2 separate regions of the Homo sapiens genome follow, and region 2 is linked to region 1. Evidence: chromatin loops called from intact Hi-C (ENCODE). Cell type or tissue: K562. All regions are shown on one strand. Each heading gives the region's core, and the rest is flanking DNA. Links, peaks and the distances in the headings are about the cores only.

Region 1 (10,338 bases), core at 789-8,788:
TGCTCTTAAGAGCCGTATATAAAAGCCATGTATATATGTGGCTGAGCTTATTCCACCCCATACTGTAAGATTAAAATCATTGCCATCTTCAAGGTTCTGGGCTGGGCTATGTTAACAAGGAGTTCTGGTCGTGCCTACTGAGAGACTTGTCCCAGAAATGAACATTGCAAGCATTCTTGAAGTCAAAGAATCACTTGGTCTTATCATTACAACCTAGGATTTGAGGAAGAGAAACACCAATCCCTGTGACTATCTACAGTATCCACCCCACGTCCTTTCTAGAGTTGCCCGAGTAATATATTCTTCAACCCAAGCCTCATCCTGTCTACTAAGCAAGAGGTAAGGCAGGTAAACAGATTTCCTCTAAAATGTAGAGGGTAGAATTAAGGGAAGTGAAATTCATTGAGCATCTACCATGTACTATACATATCGTAGCTTGTTTAAAGCTCACATTAGCACTGTAGAGTAAGTCTCATTGCCCGCATTTTACATCTTAGGAAAGTGAGGCCAAAAGAGGTTAAATAACTTGTCTGAGGTCACGGCTAGTAAGTGGCAAAGCCATGATTCAGGCTTGGAGATTGGTAGCAGATGGAGTTCTAGTTCAGAAAATTTTTTGGATGCTGGCTCTACCAGAGCTTTAACACGGCTAAAAGACATTTCAGATTATCAAAGTGCTCCAAAGCCATGGGCAGGAGGCCCCCACACAGCAAGCTCTACTCCAGGGAACTTCAGACTCTGCCTGAAATTCAGTTGCACCAAATGCCTTTAGTCTCCACAATTTAATTTTTGCACCGTAATTTCAGGCTGCTCCTGATTAGAAATGTGATAGCTCAGGTGCCATAAGCAAAAGAACTCACACCAAGGAAACCCTTGCTGAGTTGTCAGCACCCTGGGTGGTAGGAGTCCTGAGAGACAGAAGGTCATGGAGCAGGAAAATATAGAGTCCTCTTAGACATGAAAGCACTGAAGATCTGGGAAGCCAGGCAGAGTGGTCAGAGGGATCGCCCCACAGCTGGAAGTCATTAATAGTCCGGGGTTGCATAAAAAGCAATGTGAAGGGAGTGAACAGCTTTGGTCAGGCTACCAAAGTCGCTGGTAGCCTGGACCCTGAGTTCACCGATCCTTCCTACTCAGTAATATCTACAGGTAAGTCCAAAGGGAAATTGCTTTGGGAATCTGACAATTTAACTCTGCTCTGCTGATACAAGGATGTCATCACCAAAGCTGGAAAGAAAATGGGCCACTGATGGTGACATGATTTAATAATGAGGCCAGTTCTCATTTTTCTATTGGGAGCTTGGTAAGAATTCTCTAGACAGTAGACAATCCACAATTCACTTATATTTGACTTTGGAATTTGGGGTAGCTTTGGCAGCAGTAGGTTGTTTTTGTTTTGTTTTGTTTTGTTTTTGTTTTTGAGATGGAGTCTCGCTCTGTTGCCAGGCTGGAGTGCAGTGGTGCGATCTTGGCTCACTGCAACCTTCACCTCCTGGGTTCAAGCGATTCTCCTGCCTCAGCCTCCTGAGTAGCTGGGACTACAGGTGCGTGCCACCACACCTGGTGGCACCTAGTATTTTTACTAGAGACGGGGTTTCACCGTGTTACCCAGGATGGTCTCGATCTCCTGACCTCATGATCCGAAGCAGTAGGATTTAACTTCCTGATTATGTTTAACTTGGGTTGAAAACTGAAATAATTAGTAGTCTTTGGGAATGCCCTGATTGATCAATGAGGCACAAAGGAGAACCAATCAATCAGTCACTTAGAACTTGCCATCAGTGATCCACAAAGGGGTGTGAGAGTCATAAATAAATAATTCTGGTGGTAGTCCTAAATTGGTTCTTTTTTTTGTATTTGGTCATAGCACTAAACTAGGCTGGGAAGAAAGATTCTCGGGGCAGAATTCTGAAATCTTTGCCTTAGCTGTGTAACTGTTCAGAGAGGAATTTCTTTTCAACTTGTCTTTTCCTTTGGCCTCTAAAGTTCTTCTCAGAGAAAAAATCAATCCCCTGCTCCAGGCTAGGGCCAAGTGTGTAAGGTTTGTCAGTTTAATCTCTGTCCACAAGCCTAATCACTTTAAGCTGGCCTGTCCTGGGGCTGAGAATCTACTGACGGTGTTTTCGTCTTTCTCTTAGGAGGATCGTGAATTTCCTAAACTGTCTTTGAGAGACTCAGATATTTTATTTTATAAATGGCAGTGACAGATGTTATGTATCCATTGCTAATGTTATCTGTACAAAATCAAGAAGATATATTACAGTGGATACAAACCTAGAGTGCCTTTTGGATATGGCAGGTGAGGAGTGTTCCTTGATGGTTTGTTTTCAGTTCAGTGCAAGACACTCCTGAAGCACATCACTTACTATAAATGACCTTTAAGAGGAAAAGATACTTTGGAGTTACTCTATCACTTGAAAATGGGGCAGGACCATTACAAGAGTAAATATAGTTATTTATGAAAAGCCAGATCTCCAAGTCCAAAAGGAGAGAAATAACTATTATTCATATAGTTCAGTCCTTAGAACCAATTCTCCTCTGCTGTGTATGGCATTTCCACATCTTGTTTAGACTTCAGGCTGAGCCTGTAATTGTTTGGCTGTGGGAAATGAGGGAGTGTATTTCAGAAAACCCATCTTCCCCTCGCACTTCCAGGGTCCTATTCAGATCGACTTGTTCTGCTACCATTTTACCCATACCCAGCATCCCGATATTTATTGAGCATATTTATGTGTGCCATTCTATCCTAGTTCCCAAAGGGGATACAAAAACGAAATTATACGCAAGATGGTAGAGCATTTACACAAAATCGTAAAGGAGGTGAAGTTGGCCAGTTTAGTTTTTTCAGTTTACTTGGGGAACTCATTAGCCTGCTTTCAGCCCTTTTGTCTCCGAAAGCTTAGAACATGTACTGCTGGTGGTATGTGAGATGGTTTAAGTTAAACAGAAGATGACTTTAGGCGGTAGATGGACAAGCATAAGATTATCACATCATGGAAAAGTAATTTCCTTTTTAATTTGCTTTCAAGCCTGGATTCATCTAGAAGAAAGTCTCAGTGGGGGTTGATGTGTCATTAACATATTCCAAAACTTATTCCCTTTTAACATATTCCTTTTTAATCAAGAAAATAGACCTCAGAACTGGAGTGCTCTCCTGGTAACAGTAGTTATTTAGAATTTATTGACATTGTATTATTAATTTTTTCTAGGATTATATTCTGTTTATGAAAAATGACAGTAACATGCTATAAATTTTCCAATTTACACGAATGTATTTAAGCTTTGAAAAAGTTATTAGTTGATTTAAAGAAAAATATTGAGTAAATAATAATATAGCTGGGTTGGAGATATGGTTGAAATCCTGACATTGCTATTCAAATGACTGAAGTTTGGGAGACACTTCTTTCCCCCACCCGGAGCCCAAACAAAATTACTATTTGTGACCCATTCCTGCCCTCTGCTTTACCTAAACCAATTCAGGATCATGATAATGACCAATAATATAATAAGAACCATACTTCTCCCTATAAGCATTATGATAGGGCTCTGAGATCTTTAACCTAAAGAGTCATTTTAATGGTAGAAATTTCTAAAAAGACAGGATAATATATTTGTAGTAGATGAAACTGTCACAATAATGACACTATCGAGTGCTGTCATTTAGACTTTTTGAGTATTCTCTAATTCTCACAACGACCGTGAGGCATTTTTCAGATGAGAAAACTGAGGTTCAGGGAGGTTAAACAAAACCTCAAGCAATAAGGAGCAGAGCCACGGTCTGGTGCCTAGAACTTCTGGCCATGTGGGTAGCTTAACTGCTCCCCCTAAGGTTTGTTTTCTTTTTTTTGAGATGGAGTTTTGCTCTTGTTGCCCAGGCTGGAGTGCAGTGGCGTGATCTCGGCTCACCGCAACCTCTACCTCCCGGGTTCAAGTGATTCTCCTGCCTCAGCCTCCTGAGTAGCTGGGATTATAGGCATGCACCACCACGCCCGGCTAATTTTGTATTTTTAGTAGAGACGGGGTTTCTCCATGTTGGTCAGGCTGGTCTCAAACTCCCAACCTCATGTGATCCGCCCACCTCGGCCACCCAAAGTGCTGGGATTACAGGCATGAGCCACCACACCTGGCCCTGCTCCCCCTAAGTATTAGGCAAACCCTGGAGAAGCCACACGGATGAACAGCCTGAGGAACTCAAGGGAGCATGTGAATAGGTGCACAATAACACATTATAACACAGGGAAACTCTGAAATACTATGGGAGGAAGTACGTTCAGAGTAGGTGAGACCAACTGAAGGAAGTGGGGACTCTACCAAAGGAGTCACCTCATTGCATTTATCTCTGCCTTGCATTCTACCCCTCTGCCTTACAGACCTCCTTGTAGGGCCAGGTCAGGCTTCATGTCTCCCACCAACCCCAGTCACTCAGAAAGGAGCAAGTACTCTGGTTGCCATATTTCTGTCTCTGGAAAGGATGCCTGTCTTCCCAGTTGGGAAGACCATTCCTCAGCTCGGTCCGGTGGACTGCTGCCTGTAGGACATGCAGAGGCAGGCAGGCTGCATCTGCTTCTGGAGATAAGCTCCCGCTGCAGAGCTTTTGTCAGGTTGGCCACTGTCCCGCAACAGCCTTTCTAACCCAGCGCCATGGACCAGCTATGCTCTTCACCAATAGCCTAGGCAAGAGCTTCAAGTGCTCTTAGGAGTCATTCCGTGTGATGCTAACCTGGGGCTTCAAGCCTACCATTGGGAATCACTATCCCTTGTGACACTGTGTCCAGGCCCCACCTCCTGCCTGTCCGATAGATTGGATTTCTTGCAGTGTTGGCATCATCCCAGTCACACCTCGTTTTACCAGGTATTTTATAGAACCTCCCAGATGAGAATTAAGATAATGAGTATGAAAGATAATGAGTATGATAATGAGTTGAGAAATTCCAAAGCCCCAGAAAAATACATAAGATGATATCACCAAACCTTTCCGCCCACTCTAGAGTGTAGTCCTTGGAACTCAGCCCTTGTCACTATTCCCATTTTCCCTGGGTGATCTCATCTGTTCCCCTGGTTTTAATTACTACGTATATGATAATAACACTCCTATCTGCATGTCTAGTTTAGATCTCTCTCCTGACCTTTAGATTTTTATTTTGACAGATTCCTAGATATCTATATTTCAGTGTATTCCACAGATACTTCAGAGTAAACAGAACTCACCCCCTTCCTCACTAAGGCTTCCTCTTCCTTCGGAATTCTGTATCTCATCAAGGTTTCTGATGAGTCTCCAAAGAGCTCCAGCCGGAAGAAACACACACATCCCATGCAGTCTTTTCTCCATACCAAGTGCAGAGCTGAGCTCTGGTGTGGCCACCGGGAGGCAGTGCAGACTTGAGGATGTGTTTCGCAGCAAGGCTTCAGGAGCCCCAATCCTGAGCAATCCCAGTCCTGCATGCAACTTCTGCCCAGCTTCCTTTCCTCTCTTTTTCAGGGAATGTCTTTGTCTGAGTCCACCATTGACTCAGGCTCCTATTGAATTGGTAAGGGAGGGACTGGAATGGGGCCCAAGTGCAAAGCTCCTTCACAGAGCAGCATGCACCCCCATATGCACATATCCTGGAACACTGCCTGCCTTCAGCTCCTGAGAGGCACAGTTCAACAAATCAAGCTGGAGGCTTCTTTGAGCCAGGAAACCTAAAAGACTTTAAAGGAAAGTGTGGAGCCTGGTGTTAAACAGGTATTACTTTGTTCCCTGACATACAGGTGGTGGAAATGTCACATTTCTTTAATTTTCTAAATTAAATACCCTTGGCTTCCATCCAACAATGAGTAGCAAATCCAATCTTGGTCCTTTATCAGGAGCTTACACATACTGGGGGGAAGATGTCTCTTAGATGAGGGTGCCTGTCACCCCTGGCGCTCTTTGCCCAAAACAATTCTACGACCCTTTCTCCAGGTTTCTCTATGGCATGAAGACCTCTGCTGAGGCTCGGGATCAGCAGTGCCTTTGCTTACCTCCCTGAGCACACTGTCATCCCCATTGAAGGCCCTCTGGTCCCAGCGGTCTGTGGGAGGCCTGGAGCAGGACCTGGCCACAAAAGGAGGCTGCAGTGCTCCTCAGCACCATGCCTCAAAGCCAGGCTCAGGAAATTCTCCTCTGCCCTCTTCTAATTCTACAAATCCTTCCTCCTCTCAGACAAAACAGTTTTATTGCCTCTAAGACTGGGTTAATTTTTTAAAACAAAAGCTTGTTGATTTCTTTCTTCGCTTTATTTCCTTCCCTCCCTTCCTTCCCTCCCTCTTTCTTTCCTTCCTTCCTCTCTCTCTCTCTTTTTTTTTTTTTTTTTTGACAGAGTTTCACTCTTGCTATCCAGGCTGGAGAGCAATGGCACAATCTCAGCTCACTGCAACCTCTGCCTCCCAGGTTCAAACGATTCTCCTGCTTCAGCCTCCTGAGTAGCTGGGATTACAGGTGCCCACCACCATGCCCAGCTAATTTTTTCTATTTTTAATAGAGACGGGGTTTCACCATGTTGGCCAGGCTGGTCTCAAATCCCTGACCTCAGGTAATCCACCTGCCTCGGCCTCCCAGAGTGTTGGGATTACAGGCGTGAGCCACTGTGCCTGGCCTGATTTCTTTCTTTTTTTTTCTTTTTTGGAGATGGAGTTTCGCTCTTGTTGCCCATGGTGCAATGGCCCGATCTCGGCTCACCACAACCTCTGCCTCCCAGATTCAAGTGATTCTTCTGCCTCAGCCTCCCAAGTTGCTGGGATTACAGGCATGAGCCACCAAGCCCAGGTAATTTTGTATTTTTAGTAGAGACGGAGTTTCTCCATGTTGGCTGGTCTCAAGCCCCCGACCTTAGGTGATCCACCCACCTTGGCCTCCCAAAGTGCTGGGATTACAGGCATGAGCCACTGCTCCTGGCCTCTTTCTTTTTTGAAACAGCGTCTCGCTCTCTTGCCGAAGCTGGAGTGCAGTGGTGTGATCATAGCTCACTCCTAGGCTCAAGTGCTCCTCCTGCCTCAACCTCCTGAGATTATAGACATGAGCCACCACACGCAGCTCAATTTCTTTTCTTTGTTTCTTTCTCTTTTTCCTTTCCTTTTTTTTCTTCTTCTTTTTTTTTTTTTCCTGAGATGAGAGAAAGCCTGATCTCCAGAACAAAAAGCCCTGGTTACCCTTTGGGATTGGGAGTGTGGAGGAAGATAGGAATGGTCTATTCTTTTGTGAAGAACAGAAATGGCAGACACTACAGAAAATCAGTCAATTTCTCAACCAGGTTACCCTCCCTGCACTAAAGTGGTGCTTACCTCATACCTTGTTGCCAAAGTTTGGGGCCTGCCTCAGATTGGTGATGCATCAGATTGGAAGTAAGCAGCAAACTTGGATCCCCCAAGCTTTAAAACATTTAAAAAAATTTTATGGATACATAATAGTTGCACATTTTATAAGGTGCATGTGATATTTTCATACATGCATAAAATATATAATGATCAACTCAGGATAATTGGGATATCCATCACCTCAAGCGTTTATCATTGTGTTAGGAATACTCCAACTCTACGCTTTTATTTTGAAATATGTAATAAATTATTGTTAACTATAGTTGCCCTTTTGTGCTACCCAACACTAGATCTTATTCCTTGTATCTAACTGTATTTTTGTACCCATTAACCAACCCCTCTCTTTATCTATCTGTATAGTCGACAACTTCCAGCTTCTCCAGAAGTGGCAAATAACTTTCCAACTGGGTATCCACACAGAAATATGTGAGCATGCTTACATGGCATGTGCTGCCCCACCTCCCCCTGTGAGGAGCTTGGTTACAGCTACAGCATTTCTACAACCTCTTTAAACCAACTTTGTAGTATCCGGCAGCAAAGTATCATTCCCTGACATTCGAGTCATTGAGTCTCTGAAGACTTGGAAAAGGGATAATAAGCCAAATCATTCAGGAACCAGGGGGTCCCAGAGAGGTATGTAATAAATTTCATCCAGATGTTGGAATTGGCCTTTTTTTCTTCCATCTTTTTTTTTTTCCAGTTACATTAAAAACCAAACACATTGTTGTTATCTTATCAAGCAAGGTGGGAAGAACATTTTTTCCTTTATTTCTAGGTAAGCCTGCACAAAGGATTGAAAGGGCTAACAGCATATGGGTAATACAGGATCTGCATTATTGGACATCTGAATTATTGGAGAGTACTTTGTACATGACAGAATTATCCAGATAGGTAAATGGTGTTGCAAACACTTCACCAAAATCCAACTAGAGACCTCTAAGTTCATTTTAATGTACAGCTTCCAAACTGTTTATCTGCAGTGTAGGCAGCCCAGTCTGTTTTAAAATCCTTCTAGGAAACTATGGCCGTGCAAATCAGTCCAACAAATAGCCAAATGTGCATGTTACTCTGTTAGAAAGGGAAAAGTAGATGCAGGCATAAGTGCAAATTTTTATCTCATGGCATCCGAGGAACCTAAATGTCTGGACAGCTTTGTTGTGCCATGTGGCTGACAACCAGGTTATTAGATAACTCACAAAACTCTTCTCCAGCAGCCCAGAGTTTCCTGAGGTTACCTCTTCCCATGGGACTAGAATGAAGAAAAAAGAAAAACAGATATCCCCAAGCTGCAGCCACATTTAATGTCCCCTTTACCCCACAATTGAACTCCTGCTCCCTGGAGGAAAACCCTAAATAAATATACCAGTGGCAGCAGAGAGGGATTATTTTTGATAGTGGCTGCTCCTGACTCCAAGCTGTGGGCACTGAACTAGAAAGCAGTGCTGAGAGAGAGAACCAGGAATAAATGACACTGGGAAATGGGAAACCCAGAGAAGAAAAAAATCTTACTTTCTTCCCCTGAAAAAGATGCACTTTGCAAGGTTCATCTTTTCATCTTTTAATCTGGTGAGTCTCGAAATTTTTAGTCTTTAGACTACTTAAGCAGAACAAGAGTCTCACCTATTTACTAGATTAAATAAACAAGCAAGCAAACAAAAAACACCCTTGAGGTGTTTTTGCTGAATCCCTTGTGATTATTTATAGCTCCTTTCAAAAATATTTGCTTTGGTGCATTTAAATTTTATTTCAAATCTGCAGTGGAAAATCTGTTTCAAAGGAAAAAAAAAAAAAAGAAAGAACCACCCAACACGCTTGCATTTCGACTCAGCCCGCTGAACGCCTGGAAGAAATTTTGCAGACCCACCAGAGATCCCCAGATTCCACTTGTAAAACCATTGATCTAAAAACTACGTCTTGACTTCAGAACACTTCTTTTGATCTGGAATTATCTATTATTGACCACAGAGAGCAGCCACTGACGATTTCCTGGAACAGGGCCCTGTATAGAGAGAGGTGAGCTCCAGGGAGGGAAGAAGAAATTTCTTTCGCTTTCTGAGCGGGTGCTTTGGTACAGTACAATATCTATGCTATAGTAATATATCTATGGGCTTGACTTCTTCTTCTCCTCGTTTTCCTCTTTCTCCATCCCCCTCCTTCCTCATCTCCTTATTTTTTTTGTTTATTTGCTTCTTCTATAGTAAAACTTTCTGAAAGCCAATGTGCCTGGATGATTTTTGCCTGGTACATTCTGCTAATTGGAGTTTCAGAATCACAGTTTCTTGCTTGGGTGCAGAATTTTCAAAAGTGTTTAAGTGCCTAAATTATTGTTGTAGTTGCTGGCCACTGCCCATGCCTTGTAGACAGGCAGCTGAGAAGGTACCAGAAAAAAAAAAAAAGGCTGCAGGTCTGTACCCTTCACTGTACCAGAATGCAGAGCCCTACTGAGCTGTAGGAATGCAGAACCCTACTGAGCTGCTCCTCATGGAAGGAGCAGCCATGTTGTACTGAGCTGACAACACGGGCAATGGAAAGAGCAAACCCAGGGCGTAAATGGAACCAGGCCCTGGAAGCGTTTGGTTGGGAGTCTCCCAACTGAGCTGAGCCCTGAGAATAAGATGGTTCCTTTGGCCAAGTGGCTCTGTGAAAATGAGGAAGAATCTGATCCACGATGAAGGTAAGGAGTGCATCTGTGTCTCCTCTCCTCAAGCCACAGGGATCTCATTAAGGATCAGGGCACTTACGCTGATGGCTTCACTTTAGGCACAACCCTCAGCAGGAGGGCCCCATGCAAAGATAATTACCAGGAATGGTGGGCCCATTACAGCCCTTTGATTTGGTCACTCCAACATACTGTTAGACAGATGTAAGAAAGCTGACCGACATTTACCTAAAAGTGACAAATTGCAGGTTGAAGGATTTGGTTTCAGCCTCTGGCAGGTTGGGGCTTTGAAAAAACAGAATATACCAGACTCTTGCTTTGGAGCTCTTGCAAATTCAAGTACATAA
Region 2 (10,338 bases), core at 1,472-9,471, 53 kb after region 1:
CAGAGATCATTTTACTCCTTCCTTTTTAATGCGGATGGCTTTGCTTTCTTTTCCTTGCCTAATTGTTCTAGGTAGAACTTCCAGTACTATTTTGAGTAGAGGTGGTGAAAGCAGGCATCTTTGTCTTGTTCTTGATGTTGGAGGAAAATCTTTCATTCTTTCATCATTGTGTATGATGTTGGCTGTGGGTTTTTCATATATGGCTTTTATTATGTTGAAGCAGTCCTCCTATTCCTAGTTTGTGGAGTGTTTTTTTTTATCATGAAATTATGTTAGAGTTTGTCAAATGCTTTTCCTGCATCAATTGAGATAATCTGATATAGGATTCTTGGTTGACAGTTTTTTTCTTTCAGAACTTTGAATTTGTCAGCCCACAGCCTCTGGCCTCCAAAGTTTCTGATAAGAAATCTGCTAATGATTTTATTGAGGATTTATTGTATGTGATGAGTCGCATCTCTCTTGCTGCTTCCAAGATTTTATCTTTGGTTTTGGCTTTCAAAAGTTTGATTATACCGTATCTTTGTGTGGATCTCTTTGAGTTCATCTTACTTGGAGTTCATTGAGCTTCTTGGATGTTTATATTCATATCTTTAATCAAACTTTGGAAGTCTTAATCAATGTTTCTTCAAATATTCTGGGTTTTTTTCTCTCTTCTCCTTCTGGGATGGCTAGACTTCTGAGAGAATGCATATGTTTTTCTGCTTGATGGTGTCCCACATGTCCCTTAGGCAGTGTTTACTTTTCTCCAATCTTATTTATGTTCCTCAGACTCAGTAATTTTCATGGTTCTATCTTCAAGTTCATTGAGTCTCTCTTCTGTCTAATCAAATCTGCCTTTGAATCCCTCTAGTGCATTTTTAAATTTTGGTTATTGTACTAATCAATACTACAAAAAGTTCTTGTACTTTCTGGTTTCTTTTTAGGTTTTCCATATCTCTATTGATATTCCCCTTTTGCTTGTACTTGTTTTTTTCACTCTCCACATCTTCCTTTAGTTCTCTGAGCATCTCTAAGACAATTGTTTTAATATATTTGTCTAGTAGGTCTGCCATGAGGACTTTCAGAGCTTCTGTTGACTTTTTTCCTTTGAATGTGCCATATTTTTTCTTTTCTTTGTATGCCTTGTGATTTTTTGGTTGAAAACTAGACATTTTAGTTTAATAATGTGGTAACTCTAGAAACCAGGTTCTCCCCTTTCCTCAGGGTTTACTTTATTTTGTTACTGTTTTTTGTTATTGTTGATGTTTCTTTTTTATTGTTATAGGCTATCTCTGTGCCAAGGACACTTTGCCATCCAAGCCTTCACCTAGAAGTTGCAAGCCTTCAATAGACTCCATGGCTTTAAAATAGTTACAGATTCTGCCAGTACAAGTTTTGGTTAGGTAAGGAAACAGAATCCTAGAGCTTCCTACTCTGCCATCTTCCCAGAATACTTTCCTGGCTAATTATTTCTAAGGGAATAATTTAAGCCCCCAAAGACACCTGGGCCAAGTCTTTCTCTAGAAACTTGATATCTTTTCTGCTTTCTTTCCCTGCTTTTTCTTTTCCACTTAGTTCCACTCCCATCCCCCATCTCACCACCTAATATCCATCAGACTCAGTATGTTCCTCTTCTCCTCCCAACCCCATGTTCAAATACTTTTTTTTTTTTTGAGACTGGCCCAGGCTGGAGTGCAGTGGCACAATCTTGGCTCACCGCAACCTCTGCCTCCCAGGTTCAAGCGATTCTCCTGCCTCAGCCTCCCAAGTAGCTGGGACTACAGGCACCTGCCACCACACCTGGCTATTTTTTGTATTTTTAGTAGAGACGGGGTATCACCATGTTGGCCAGGCTCTTCTCGAACTCCTGACCTCAGGTGATCCACCCACCTCGGCCTCCCAATCAAATTCTTTATCCAAAGCCTTACTTGGTGGGTCATATAATGAACTAAAATTTGGAAAACATTCACATTTGTGGAATGCTTCAGAGTTTTCAAGGCGTCTACATTATCTCATTGGATCCTCTTTTCAGCCCAGTGTGGTTGGTAGATGAGATAGCAGTGTTCAGACAGTTTATGTGACTTGTCCAAGATCAGAGAGAAAGTAACAAAGCCTAAACTGGAATCCAGATCTCCTGACTCCCTATTCACTTATCTTTCCAGTTGCCCTTGTCTCTACAAATCACCAAAAGAAATTGGTTCCTAGAAATAAGGATAATGTAGGGGTGTGCCATCCCCTATCCCACTCTTCTGCACCCATCACCACGAAAACAGACAATGTTTATTGCAGGGCCCCATATTAACCTACTTTCTTCTGCAGAGCCTCTAAGCTCCACATTATCCAGGAAGCAATACATTGTGACTGTTGAAGTCAAAATAAAACATAGCGATGAATCTCTAACTTTAAAGCATTCTATTTTGGAAGCAAGGATTGCAGTTTGAGGCATACACACTAACCAGGTGGTCTTCAGTGTGTCTGAGGAACAGAAAGAAGGTTGGGAGTTTTATTAGAGAAATGTTCTATACTGTTTTGAAAGAAAGCTCATTGGCACTAAAGAATCATTTGGAAAGAAGGGAAAAAAAGAGAAAAAAGAAGCATTTGGGAGCTGGCAAACTCTGATTGGTGAGTGATGGTGGTAGGCAAAACTATTCTTAAAGTCATGTTTCAGCAGCTACTAAACTAGTCTTGGGGTTACAGCAGGCCATTTTAGCAGCTGGGCTTGTGAAAAATTTAATTCATGGAGCAGGTGCTGTGCCCCAAGTGCTTCTTCCCTCCTGGTCCCTAGACTCTGATTTAGTTGGGTATGACAAGAATGACCCAGTTTGTGTGATCAGCTTTCACATAACCTTGTAAATTCTAGTTGATCCAAGGAAAACCAACTAAGTAAGGAGAAGAAAAGAACTGCAGCGTCATAGTTTTTGAGTCTGTGTAAGTACAGCCCTTTGACTGAAATCTGAAAATTATGAGACCAATATTCCTGCAAAAAAAGGTCCCAAAGAGATTTTACTAATAAGGTGGGCTGGGCCTCAGCAATCTGCCCATCAAGAGTTTAGCTTCTCCACCAACTACTCCTTAACTCACCCGGAATTTCTGAAACAAGCTGAATTAGACCCTTCTTTGGCAGGACTTGTTTTTCTAGGTTAACTCAATTAGACTGTTTTATTCCGTCTCTTGGGATCCATTCTGAATTAAATTTTCATTAAACTCTGCCCTTGGAGTATCCTTGATGCAACCACTTCCCTTCCAATCCCTTGTAACCTCAATGTCAACATCAATTCCAATTCTAAAGAATTGGGAGAAATATGGGAAGAACAGACCACAAGACTTCTGGCAACCAGAATGAGTATGAAGGCATGACGTTTGCTTGGCTGAAAGCAAAGAGATGAGGTGGGGAAGCCAGCTCTGGGAGATCCTGGGATCTTTAAAAAATCTCAGAGCAACACGCCTTGCCTCTGCTATCCACGGACAGGAAAGACGCTCTGCTTTGGCGACCCTTAGAGGGGCTAATAGAGGCACAGTCACTTGCACCGTAAATAGGAGGAAACAATTTTCTTTTCTTCTGCCGCCTATAGAGATTCTATTTTCTTCTCTAAGTTTAACTTTTATATGAACTGGGTTGCTAGAGAGCTCCTTTGTAAAATAAAGGATAACCCTTTACCTTTTGCTTCTTTTGTAAAACCTCTCTTGATCTGCTTGCAGCTGCCTTTCAGCTGATGAAACATTTCCTATTTTCACTGTGGATCTGAAAGAACCTTCCTGCCTGTGAGATGTGGTGAAGTTTGAAATAATTTTGTAGTATGATTGGTTGTTTTCTTGTTCTTGTCTTTGAAGTTATAGATGAGCAAGCAGCAAATCTCTACAGCTGCAAGGTGAAAAAGGAAGTTCCTTGGCCTGGGCTCTTTGCGGGAAAGCATGTGAGTTTAGATGGCAACTTTAATCTGCTTTCAGGAGTGAAGCTGCTGCTACTTTGGAAAGTTGAAAGGACTTAACAGTTATCCCTCCTTTCTTGGAAAGTTAAACAGATTTTTTTGATTCACTTTTGTGGGTCAGAGTAGTTAAGAGGAGTTCAGTGTGAAGAAAGCAGTTGATCTTTTGCTAACTAGTGGCTTCTTTCTCTTTACTCTGTGCCTTTTCCATTGCCTAGCAGTAAACGAATAAATAAATATATCTATATGTATATCTAAGAAAGAAGTACTCCTAAATATCGACCCTGACCCCAAAGTCACACTTTAATGCTTCTTTAAATGTCTTCAGAAAGTTGCTTGTGGTTTCAGATTTCTAATAACTCTTACAGAGCAGAATTTAGGATTTAGGGATCAGTCTGCACGTGTAGCATTTGTTCATTTCATATTTATTAGAGATGAAACAGATGACCAAAATTCCATTTATTGCAGACTCTCCTTTTCCTTTGTAAATGTTTGACTTTTCTGAATGGATATCCATATTCACACATTTTAATGCCCATTAAAGGAAGCTCAGGTTAATGTTTTCAATTGTAGGTGAGTTCGCTCTGCTTCAGTGATATGGAACATTTTGTTCTGCTGTTTCCATTGGAGGAGATTAAAGAGGCTAAATGGGATGGCATAGTGAAGTCATTTTTGGTTTCCTTTTTAAAATTTTTATTTTATTTTATTTTATTATTTTTATTTTATTTTATTTATTTACTTATTTATTTTTGAGACGGAGTCTCACTGTCACCCAGGCTGGAGTGCAATGGCATGATCTTGGCTCACTGCAACCTCTGCCTCCTGAGTTCAAACGATTCTCCCACCTCAGGCTCCTGAGTAGCTGGGACAACAGGCACACACCACCACGCCTGGCTAATTTTTGTATTTTTAGTAGAGACAGGGTTCCACTATGTTGGCCAGGCTAGTCTCAAACTCCTGGCCTCAGGTGATCTGCCCACCTCAGCCTCCCAAAGTGCTGGGATTACAGGCGTGAGCCACAGCACCCAGCCAGTCATTTTGGGTTTTCTTTGGTTATTTTGGATGCCTTACTGGGACCCACTCAAAAAACAAACAAACAACAAAACAAAACAAAATGAAAAACACTTTCATAAATGTCTGTCTCAAAACCTTTTCTACTTTCTCCAAATAGAACTAATGCATACATATTCTTAAGATTTGCTCAGCTATATCTCCTTGGTTCTGACTTAATCCTCTTCTGCAGAAAATTTCATCTCACATCAAAGCCTCTTCCCTCCTTCTGCTGTAAAGTTGTTGAGAGCTGTCACAGACTGTCAGCTCAGCTTCAGCTATGCTTAATGAGTGCTTGTGCAGAATGCACCCCAGGTAAAGGAATTCAGAAATCAAAAGACATGATTACTGAGAAGGAGAAAAGGCAGAGAAGTGATTTCTGGAGAGCATAAACAAAACCAATATAGTACCCACTAAGGTCTTTGTTGAGTAATGATAGATAAAACAGCCTAAAGGGAATGATGTCAGGAGATCTAAAACAATCATTTAGCATCGCCTATCAGCATTGTATTCCTTGTACACTGTGGGAATGAACATCTGGGAAGCCTAGACTCTGACCCCTGTTTCAGTGGAACAGGGAGACAGATTTCACACTGACAAACAGCTGCCTGAAGGAGTCTTGTCCTTTTGTCCCTTGAGAAGGGACACAGCCTCAAGTCTTCTCTCAAGTTCTAACTCAGGACCCCTCAGGCAGTCTGGGCCTGCCATATGGTTCTTGGTCTCAAAGAAGAGTTCTGAAGCAGGTTGTCTACAGAAGATTCAAACCACCCATTAAAATATTATTCAATTTGGCATCTGTTAGGCATAACAATTAGACTAGCCAATTCAGTCACAATAGTGAAATCGGTACGTGTATGTAGATACAGCCCAAGAGATCAAATAATTTTAGTGTTGTTAAGAAAAAATTATTCTGAATTTTTTTTTACACAAGGACAATTTTAATCCTGCATTTTCCTGTGGTAACATCCACTGCTGGCTAGCTATGGATTGAAACTGCATTTGCTAAGAACTGTGGAGCACATGTTGATACAGGCACACAGACATCTGCCAGCACCAACAGAATACATATGTAACACATACCAGATAGTCTCGATGGATAAATTTGCTCCACCAGTAATTCTATTTAGTAGAATTCACAGTTAATGCAGAATTTCATTTTTAAATTTTACATCTTTCTAATACTTTACATTTTTCTAATATTGTATTTAAAAAAAAAAAAAAAAAACTGTCTCGCCGGGCGCGGTGGCTCACGCCTGTAATCCCAGCACTTTGGGAGGCCGAGGCGGGTGGATCATGAAGTCAGGAGATCGAGACCATCCTGGCTAACACGATGAAACCCCGTCTCTACTAAAAATACAAAAAAATTAACCGGGCGTGGTGGCGGGCGCCTGTAGTCCCAGCTACTCAGGAGGCTGAGGCAGGAGAATGGCGTGAACCCGGGAAGCGGAGCTTGCAGTGAGCCGAGATTGCGCCACTGCACTCCAGCCTGGGCGACAGAGTGAGACTCCATCTCAAAACAAACAAACAAACAAAAAAACTCTCATTCAAGATCGTAATTTGCATGACAATAAACCATGGTTTTGTGGGCTCTAAGTTTCTTAGAAGTGTCCGCAGCAATTTAGAACAAACACCGCAAGTCTTCCTTCCAATTTGCAGCATCTGATTTAAAGTTTAAATTCATCTAATGCATCATTAAAACTGTCATTTTTACTTCTCTTGTCATTAAAACTTCTCTTGTGAGAAGACATGTTTCACTTGCTATTTCCAGGACTACATCTTGAGCATGGGTGTACAGTATTTTTCATTGGTTAGCAGAATTTTACTCACATAATTTATAGCCAGAATAAGAACCTCTAGCCTCTCTGAATGGCCTTCCACTCAGAACAATGATGATGATTAATGTCTAAAATGTGTCTGAGGTGCCCGCCTTTGACATTACCAAAATGTTTCCAAGTAATCTTAGAAAATATGATTCTTTAAACATATGCGTAATATTCTACCACACAATGTGCCATCACTTGTTTAATCATTTTCCAATTGTTCATTTGTAACATTTGCAATTTTTCATTATAAATAATATTGTGATGAATACTTTCATCCATAAGTTTTACGCAAGGCTGGTTATTTCTTCTAATGTCTTCTAATGTCAAAGAAGTGGCTTACTGTTTCAAACAGCGCACATTCATGGTTTTAAGGCTTTTAGCATACTTTATCAAATAATCTCCAGAATAGCTCGAACAACTCCTACCAACAGTATGTTATTGTGCCCGTAGGGTGGACTTTGTAACAACAAAGCAAATTGAACCACAAATTTATTAGATTCACACCCATCTCAAAACTGTCACATCAATGAAGCAAGGAGACGTATTACTGGTTAGGAAGCCAAATTCAAATTATTTTTAAAAATCACTCAGCTTTAGATCAGTAAAATAATCAACAAAAATGCTCCACATAAAAAGTCTACCGGGTTTTTCAAAAAATAAAAAGACAAAGAGAGAGTCAGGCCGGGCACAGTGGCTCATGCCTGTAATCCCAGCACTTTGGGAGGCCAAGGTGGGCAAATCACGAGGTCAGGAGTTCGAGACCAGCCTGGCAAACATGATGAAACCCCGTCGCTACTAAAAATACAAAAATTAGCTGGGCGTGGTGGCAGGCGCCTGTAATCCCAGCTACTCAGGAGACTGAGGCAGGAGAATCGCTTGAACCTGGGAGGCGGAGGTGGCAGTGAGCTGAGATCATGCCATTGCACTCGAGCCTGGGCGACAGTGTGAGACTCTGTCTCAAAAAAAAAAAAAAAAAGAGAGAGAGACAAAGAGAAAGTCAGTACCAAATGACCAAATTTTATTTTATTTTTTTAGACAGAGTCTCACTCTGTCACCCAGGTTGGAGTGCAATGGCAGATCTCGGCTCACTGCAACCTCCGCCTCCCAGGTTCCAGCGATTCTCAGGCCTCAGCCTCCTGAGTAGCTGGGACTACAGGTGTGCGCCACCATGCCTGGCTAAATTTTGTATTTTTTTTGGTAGAGACGGGGTTTCACCATATTGGCCAGGCTGGTCTCGAACTCCTGACCTCATGATCCACCCGCCTTGGCCTCCCAAAGTGCTGGGATTACAGGCGTGAGCCACCACGCCCAGCAAATGACCAAAATTTTTTATTTGACTAAATTCTATTCATGCATGAGCATGACAGTCTCCCTGTTTATTTGACTTTGGCAATTAAAAAAACAAGCAACCTTGTACAAAACAGTGAAAATGCCAAGGACGAGGGCAGTCTACAGTTTTACTGTAGAATATATATATATTCTACAGTAAATATATATATATGTATATATAAAGGCCTCTCTCCCTTTGGCCATATCAACTCTCAGTTCAGGCCATTAAATACAGACAAATTTTCAAATTCACTTCTTTACTTCTCCAAGATCTTTGATGCTGTCATCATCTACTTCTGGCCATTTTTCTGAATGACATGAATTATGTCATCTGTAAAGTCTCCCCGAATAATTTCATCCTCCCCATTACTGAGGCAGCACAGGAGAATTTTTGAGCAAAAATCTTTGTGCTTCTTTAAGATCAATTTCAAAAGTTGCAAGGCCACACACTCTTGTCACATGTTTCTTCTTTGCTCTAGGAATTTTGGCCTTAGTAAGCTTTTGTGGTATGGTCTTCTTTTTTTGTTTTATTTGGCCTCTTCCACCTCTCTTCTGTTTTTTCTTCTCCTCTTCTTCCCCTGCTGTTCCTTGACCCTCACTAATTCCAGCTTCTTGTTTGGGTGAATTTTCTACAGTAAATTTTGCAAGTTCATTTAGAAAATTCTTCTCTAACCATTGTTTACAATGAGCAACATCAGGCATATATTCACAGTACTCTGTTGGTAATGAACAGACTCCACAATAAAGGACTCGAAGTGGGTAATTGGCATCTAACTTGGCACTGTTCCTTGGGTCTCCTTTGCAATCAGCCCCACTGGATTCAGAAATCTCAGCTCACTGCAACCTCTGCCTCCGGGCTCAAGCAATCCTCCCACCTCAGCCTCCTAGGACCACAGGCACATGCCACCATGCCTGACTAATTTTTTGTATTTTTGGTAGAGATGGGGTTTCGCCATGTTGCCCAGGCTGGTCTTGAACTCCTGACCTCAAGTGATCTGCCCACCTCAGCCTCCCAAAGTGCTGGGATTACAGGCGTGAGCCCCTGTGCCGGGCCTTCATCTTTTATATTTTTTAAAATTGCAGATAAACTTGAAGCTCCCTTTACTGATTAACTCCAATTCCCACAACTCTTCTATTTATTTCTTTTCCTCTGTACTTTTCTCCTCTCTCCTTTCCTTTTCTGCCTGTTTTATACTCCTCTCTTTAATTTAAAAACCTAGTGAGTTTAACATTTTATGTTTTTAGTTTTTTTTGTTTTAGTTGTCATTGTTGTTGGTTTTTGTTTTTTTGTTTTTTGTTTTTTGTTTTAGACAGGGTCTCACTCTATCACCCAGGCTGGAGTGCAGTGGCATGATCATGGCTCACCACAGCCTCAACCTCCCAGGCTTAGGTGATCCACCTGCCTCATGCTTTCAAGTAGCTGGGACTACAGGCATGAGCCAATGTAGCCCGTTGTGTTTAACATTGTATATGCCTCTCTCCTAAATAGCTATTTTTAGAAAAGACTGATTTAAATTGATATTTGCCTCACATGGTCCTCAATTGAAACAGGTTTCCATCTTATTACGAAAGCTATGATTATTACATTATATGATGCTTTTTTTTTTTTTTTTTTGAGACAGAGTCTCCTTCTGTTGCCCAGGCTGGAGTGCAATGGTGTGATCTCGGCTCACTGCAACCTCCGCCTCCCGGGTTCAAGCGATTCTCCTGCCTCAGCCTCCCGAGTAGCTGGGATTACAGGCACATGCCACCACGCCCAGCTAATTTTTGTATTTTTGTAGAGACGAGGTTTCATCATGTTAGTCAGGCTGTCTTGAACTCCTGACCTCGTGATCCACCCACCTCAGCCTCCCAAAGTGCTAGGACTACAGGCATGAGTCACTGTACCCTGCTGATGCTTTTTCTTATATGACTTTTTTTTTTGAGACATGGTCTCATTCTGTTCCCCAAACTGGAATGCAGTGGCACAAACACAGCTCACTGCAGCCTTGATCTCCTAGACTCAAGTGATCCTCCTGCCTCAGCCTCCCAAGATAGCTGAAACTACCATGCCCAGCTAATTTTTTAAATTTTTGTGGAGATGAGGTCTTGCCGTGTTGCCCAGGCTGGTCTCAAACTCCTGGTCTCAAGCAATCTTCCTGACTCCACCTGCCAAAGTGCTGGGATTACAGGCATGAGCCATGGTGCCCTGTCTTGTATGACTTTTAAATTGCCCCTGAAGGCCGGGCGCA

Evidence for each region. A loop is a pair of places that touch in the nucleus more often than their neighbours do. Peaks named below come from ENCODE experiments on the same cell type or tissue, not always from the same donor. Only the 100,000 strongest peaks of a DNase experiment are listed, where the experiment ranks them.
Region 2: it touches region 1 in a loop (2.3-fold over the local background); 9 of 110 quality-filtered maps call a loop at or near these places.

What each region holds. Positions count from the first base shown.
Region 1 is chr20:34,185,416-34,195,753 of GRCh38, forward strand. It overlaps a transcript of ASIP not described here. Among named protein-coding and RNA genes, the nearest start is that of ASIP, 51 kb to the right of the region's middle. In K562, for the core only: a CTCF peak has its summit at 5,365 (motif pointing right); DNase peaks (open chromatin) are centred at 4,326, 4,586 and 5,366.
Region 2 is chr20:34,237,597-34,247,934 of GRCh38, forward strand. It overlaps ASIP (agouti signaling protein), which reads left to right and starts at 3,827. Exons shown (of 4, transcript NM_001672.3): 1 at 3,827-3,893. It also overlaps a transcript of AHCY not described here and the pseudogene DENRP1. RefSeq lists enhancers at 3,626-3,695, 3,716-3,865, 4,919-5,420. In K562, for the core only: no CTCF peak of the experiment used is centred there; no DNase peak of the experiment used is centred there; H3K27me3 peaks cover 324 bases.